Linked DNA regions of Homo sapiens: region 1 is linked to region 2. A link is an interaction called in ENCODE POLR2A ChIA-PET data of the cell type or tissue named here. Cell type or tissue: HCT116. All regions are shown on one strand. Links, peaks and the distances in the headings refer to the core of each region. The heading gives the core; the rest is flanking DNA.

Evidence for each region. ChIA-PET counts read pairs that join two places held together with the same protein. Peaks named below come from ENCODE experiments on the same cell type or tissue, not always from the same donor. Only the 100,000 strongest peaks of a DNase experiment are listed, where the experiment ranks them.
Region 1: POLR2A ChIA-PET joins it to region 2 with 5 read pairs; 18 of 35 experiments call an interaction of 5 or more read pairs at or near these places.

What each region holds. Positions count from the first base shown.
Region 1 is chr16:89,987,360-89,990,319 of GRCh38, forward strand. It overlaps the pseudogene AFG3L1P. Among named protein-coding and RNA genes, the nearest start is that of DBNDD1, 31 kb to the right of the region's middle. RefSeq lists a silencer at 1,017-1,191. In HCT116, for the core only: no CTCF peak of the experiment used is centred there; no DNase peak of the experiment used is centred there.
Region 2 is chr16:89,921,103-89,923,936 of GRCh38, forward strand. It overlaps TUBB3 (tubulin beta 3 class III), which reads left to right and starts at 2,240. Exons shown (of 4, transcript NM_006086.4): 1 at 2,240-2,356. The coding sequence starts at 2,300. RefSeq lists enhancers at 1-66, 953-1,836, 1,759-2,053 and silencers at 1,907-1,996, 2,017-2,166, 2,247-2,496. In HCT116, for the core only: a CTCF peak has its summit at 1,851; DNase peaks (open chromatin) are centred at 779, 1,429, 1,759 and 2,199; H3K4me3 peaks cover 2,500 bases; H3K27ac peaks cover 2,500 bases.

The DNA of each region.
Region 1 (2,960 bases), core at 288-2,787, 66 kb after region 2:
CTGCTTGGCCAGGTGGAGGAGGTGGAGGAGGTGGAGGAGGTGGAGGAGGTGGAGGAGGTGGAGGAGGTGGTGGGTGGTCACTCTCCCTGCCCCACCAAGCCAGCCACAGGTTCCATCAGGGAGATAGAAATGCCTGTGACTAGAGCCTTCAGAATTGGAGAGGCCTCGTGCTTGATGGACTTTGACACATTTAAAAGAAAGAGGCCGGGTGCGGTGGCTCACGCCTGTAATCCCAGCACTTTGGGAGGCCAAGGCGGGCGGATCATGAGGTCAGGAGACCGACACCATCCTGGCTAACATGGTGAAACCCCGTCTCTACTAAAAATACAAAAAATTAGCCGGGCGTGGTGGCGGGCGCCTGTAGTCCCAGCTACTCGGGAGGCTGAGGCAGGAGAATGGTGTGAACCTGGGAGGCGGAGCTTGCAGCGAGCCGAGATCTCGCCACTGCACTCCAGCCTGGGCGACAGAGTGAGACTCCTTCTCAAAAAAAAAAAAAAAAAGAGGCCGAGGGCCGGGCGTGATGGCTCACAGAGGTAATCCCAGTGCTTTGGGAGGCTGAGGAGGGAGGATCACCTGAGACTAGGAGTTCGAGACCAGCTGGGCAACATAGTGAGACTGCGTATCTATAAAAAGTTAAAAAATTATCTGTTGTGGTGGCATGCATGCCTGTGGTTCTAGCTACTCAGGAGGTTGAGGCAGGAGAATCTCTTGAGCCTGGGAGTTCAAGGTTACTGTGATCATGCCACTGCCCACCAGCCTGGGTGACAGTGAGACCCTCTCTCAAAAAAAGGAAAAAACCCTGCTACCTTTTGTGTAGCAACACAAAGTCCTAGAGCGGTCTCCTCTAAGAGACAGAGTTTTGCTTTGTCATCCAGGCTGGAGTGTAGTTGTGTAGTCATGGCTCACTGCAGACTTGAACTCCCAGGCACAAGCAATCCTCTTACCTCAGCCTCCTGAGGAGCTGGAACTACAGGCACACGCCACCATGCCCAACTAATTTTTGTATTTTTACTAGAGACAGGGTTTCACCAGGTTGTTTAGGCTGGTCTCGAACTCCTTACCTCAGGTGATCCACCTGCCTTGGCCTCCCATAGTGCTGGGATTACAGGTGTGAGCCGCCACACCCGGTCATTTTTATAAATTTTTTTAGAGACGGAGTCTTGCCACGTTGCCCAGGCTGGTCTTGAACTTCTGGGCTCAAGAGATCCTCTCACCGTGGCTTCCCAAAGTGCTGGGATTACAGACGTGACTCACCGTGCCTGGCATGAAGGTGCTATTTCTGACCTCCTGAGTGTGACAAGTAGTTCTCTTGGATTTTCCAGCTCTTTCTTGTGAAGTCTGGTGCCCACCCTTCTCCTGGTTGGCATTCTCGTCTATGCTGCCAGGAGGGGCCTTATGGGATCCAGGCGCAGTAGACGAGGAGGGGGCCTCTTCGGTGTTGGTGAGACAGCAGCCAAGATCTTAAAAAGCAACATCGATGTGTTATTTGCAGACGTAGCTGGGTGCGAAGAATCAAATTGGAAATTATGGAATTTGTGAATTTCCTGAAGAATCCCAAGCAGTATCAGGACTTAGGAGCAAAAATTCCAAAGGTATTGATTTTGGAAAACATAGTAATACTCTGAGCTCCACATAGATGGCTGTGGGTCAGAGTCGGTTCTTACTCCTGTTTTATTAATTTAATATTAATTACATAGAACAACAGGTACAACTTGTATGAACAGGCTTGGGATCAGATGTAGTTGCCTCTTGGTAAGCCCGTGACCCAGCCAGCGGCTAGGTGTGTGCAGCCAGACGGCGGCTACGTGTGTGCGGGCAGTCAGCCAGCGCGTTGCAGGTGGTGTGGGTCAGGGTGCTGGATCTGGCTGCTGGGCACACAGAGCAAGTTTATCTCTTCGTGCCATTTTGGGGTCATGACTCTTTGGGGGCCTGAGAGAAGCCATGGATTTTTTTTCCCAGAAATATTTGCATTCACAGAAACTCGATTCACACACCCTTTTAACTCACCTCTGGGCTTTGGACCAGGCTGACATCCAGATCCTTGCAGTGGCCTTGCACCCCCACCCCCCAGCACCTCCCGATGGGGTGGGCATTCACTGGGCAGTTTGTTCCAAACAACAAATAATGATTATACCAAGCACCGGGAACCTGGGGCGGAGCCAGAAGGTGACAGACCTGTTTTCCACTTTGATGAGCATGAGGCTGGGAAGCAGGTGTGTGTGACAGATGTGCAGAGCCTGGGGCCTTCTGCTCCTGTTGGAGCTCCACTGGCAGCTGCCATTCACCTCAGCTCATAGTCAGGTGCTGCAGTGGGTGGTTCTCTTTGCCTTTCAGAATTTTTTTTTTTTTTTTTTTTTGAGACGGAGTCTCGCTCTGTGGCCCAGGCGGGAGTGCAGTGGCGCAATCTCGGCTCACTGCAACCTCCACCTCCCGGGTTCACGCCATTCTCCTGCCTCAGCCTCCCGAGTAGCTGGGACTACAGGCGCCCACCATCACGCCCGGCTAATTTTTTTTGTATTTTTAGTAGAGACGGGGTTTCACCGTGTTAGCCAGGATGGTCTCGATCTCCTGACCTCGTGATCCGCCCGCCTCGGCCTCCCAAAGTGCTGGGATTACAAGCGTGAGCCACCGCGCCCGGCCTTTTTTTTTTTGGAGACAGAGTCTTGCTCTGTTGCCCAGGCTGGAGTGCAGTGGTGCGATCTTGGTTCACTGCAACCTCCACCTCCCGGGTTCAAGCTATTCTCCTGCCTCAGCCTCCTGAGAAGCTGGAATTAACAGTTGTGTATCACCACGCCCAGCTAATTTTTGTAATTTTAGTAGAGACAGGATTTCACCATGTTGGCCAGGCTGGTCTCAAACTCCTGACTTCAGGTGATCCACCTGCCTTAGCCTCCCAAAGTGCTGAGATTACAGGTGTGAGCGATCGCATCCTTTTTTTTTTTTTAATTTATATCTATTGC
Region 2 (2,834 bases), core at 262-2,761:
GCCACAGCCCCAGAGGCCCCAAATGCCTGGGGAGTGTGGAGGTCCCAACCAGGCTTGCGCTGACCCTGCTTCTCGGTTTTCTCTCCGTGCTGACAAACCCCAGCCTAGAGGAAGGACGAGCAGGTGCAGCAGGGCCCCAGTCCCCTCCACTCTTGACGCTGTCCTAGCTGCAGAAGAGGCGGGTTCCCAGCCTTCCCTGTGACCACATGTGACCTCAGCCGGGACACATCCCTTTGCTGGCCCTGGCCCTGAGTCCCTCCAGCCATGATGAGCCGTGAATGGGACCATCCCTGTCCACTCTGAGATGCCTGGAAGGGGGCTCAGTGCAGGTGGGCTGGGGGCTGGGTCTGCTGTCTGCCCAGCACTGCCATTCTGGGAGTAGGCAGGTGGGGAAGGGGTCGGGGGTGGAGGGTCTGTGTTCAGCCAGTCCTGGGAAATGCTTGATGTGAGGCTTCTGAAGATGGCAGTGAGGCAGAGGCCCAGCCGGCGGAGAAGTCCCTGGGAGTGAGTACCTGGGGATGAACTATGCTGCCTGGTGCTGGGGAGCAGTGGCGCCCCTGGGCCATCCCTCTGCTGAAACCTGGGCGTCTCGCTGAAGAGACCACCTCCATTTCCTCTGCAGAGACTGAGCACTCAGTCAGCCCCCTTCCTGGGACAGGCTCAATGGAGGCTGCAGGGCCATCAGCCGACTCCTACGCAGGCTCAGTCAGCAGCCCCCTGGCCAGCCCCACCCCTGACTGCCGGCCTCAGAACTGGGAGCTGCTTCCTGGCAGGGCCCGCCTCTGCTGGGAGACCGGACGGTGAGTCAGCCTTAAGCCCGGCACCAGACCCCTCTGAGGATGGAGCAGGAGCTGGCTGCCCTGAGGCTGCAAAACTTCTTCCCTCGTGGAGACAGGGAGGCACCTCAGACACTCACCCCGGACTCCCTTGAACAGGGACAGGGAGGAACCCCAGGCAGCTAGACCCCAGCAGCAGCCACACGAGCACACTGTGGGGCAGGGAGGGGCATCTCTTGAGAACAAAAGATCCATTTCTCGACTTTCCAAACTGGAGAGCTTCTTGAGAGAAAAGAGAGAGACAGGTACAGGTCCACGCCACCCACACACAGCCCTGTGCACACAGACCGGACACAGGCGTCCACAGGCAAGTTCGCAGCTGCTCATTTTGTGAAGTGAATGCTGATTTGGGGGCCGGGTGGGGTTCGTCTGTACATCGTGCACTGTCAGACCCTTCCTGAAGGATTTTTGTTACTGAAGTATCAGAAGGCCCTTGTTCTAAGGTGGTGGCACTGTAATATCTGGCCCAGGAGGAGGTCAGTGCCGTGCCGGCGAGTCCTTTGCTCCCTTCCTTCTCTGACCAGTAAACGCATCTCCAGTCGCTCCCCCGAGGCCCCCCTGCACGCAGTCTCCGACCTCAGAGAGTGAGTCAGATAGAAGCCGCTGCCCACCCTCCCCCACCCTGGCCGGGTTCTTGCCTGGCTTGTGCGTCCTTGTGACAATTCCTGACACGGATGCGCACCGGGCAGTGGCACGTCCAGGTGCTGTGCGCGCCCGGGCCCACAAAGCTCCTTTGGACGCTCATGGCAGCCCCTTGGTGGAGGAGGTCGGGTGCCCACCCCCTCCCCGCCCACTGCGGAAGCCGGCGACCCACGGAGCTCGCTCTCGGCCGCCGCCACCCCTCTGTGTTCGCGCCCTTCCGAGCTCTGATCCGACGCTTTGTTTCTTCTCAGTGGGTTCAGGGCCTGGGCCAGCCTTTACCTACCTCCCCCACCCAAAACCGGCAAAAGCTCAGAGCACCTTGTCTGCCAAAAGACAGGGAGCTGGGATGGTGCGGGTTGGTCTCTAAACCGGCGTGGGGAAAAAAGACCCTCCGTACAAAGCCGCAGGGTGGGGCTGTCGCAAGGGCGGAACCGAGAGGGTAGCTGGGGGCGGGGTTCCCAGGGCCAAGAGGGGCCATTGTCCTCCCTGGAGCCCGGCGCCCCCACAGCCAGCTCCTCTGGGAGACAGCCCCTCCTTTCGAATGCGCGGGGCCCTCAGACCGCGCCCGGCCCAGCGCTGGGGGATCCTTGGCTGCGGGAGGGGCGCCGCATTGCGCGCGGCGGGCGGGGACGCGCGGTGCGGAGCCTGCGGGCCGGGCGGGGCTCTGCGGCGGCGCCTCCCGATTGGCCACCCGCGGTGACATCAGCCGATGCGAAGGGCGGGGCCGCGGCTATAAGAGCGCGCGGCCGCGGTCCCCGACCCTCAGCAGCCAGCCCGGCCCGCCCGCGCCCGTCCGCAGCCGCCCGCCAGACGCGCCCAGTATGAGGGAGATCGTGCACATCCAGGCCGGCCAGTGCGGCAACCAGATCGGGGCCAAGGTGAGGCTGCGCGCCCCGGCCTGTCCCGGGCCCCGGGGCGGGAGGAGGGAGGCGCCGTGCCCCGCGGGCCGCACCTCCAGCTGCCCCCGCCCCTGCGAACCTGCAACAAAGGGATGCGCCCAGCGCCGCGCCGGGCGGCCGGGACGCGGGGCCCCCGCCCTGGGACTCTCGCCTGCACCTCTCTGCCCCTGCCCAGGTGACCTCGGGCTGTCGAGGCGCAGCTCACGTCAGTCGCGAAGCCTCAGCCCCCTCCACACCTGCGCCCCCTCCACACCTGCACCCCCTCCACCGGGCCTCCGCAGGTGCAGCTGGGAGCCCTGTCTGGGCGTGGCCCTCTTTTTTGGGGCCGCGGCATAGCCTTGAGTGAGACGGGTGGGGTAGGCAGGTTTGGGTGGGGTGGGGGGTTCTCCTCACAGCCGTGATTTCCTCGGCCCGAACCCCCCACTGGAGTAGCCGAACGTCCCCCGAGAGGCTAGAG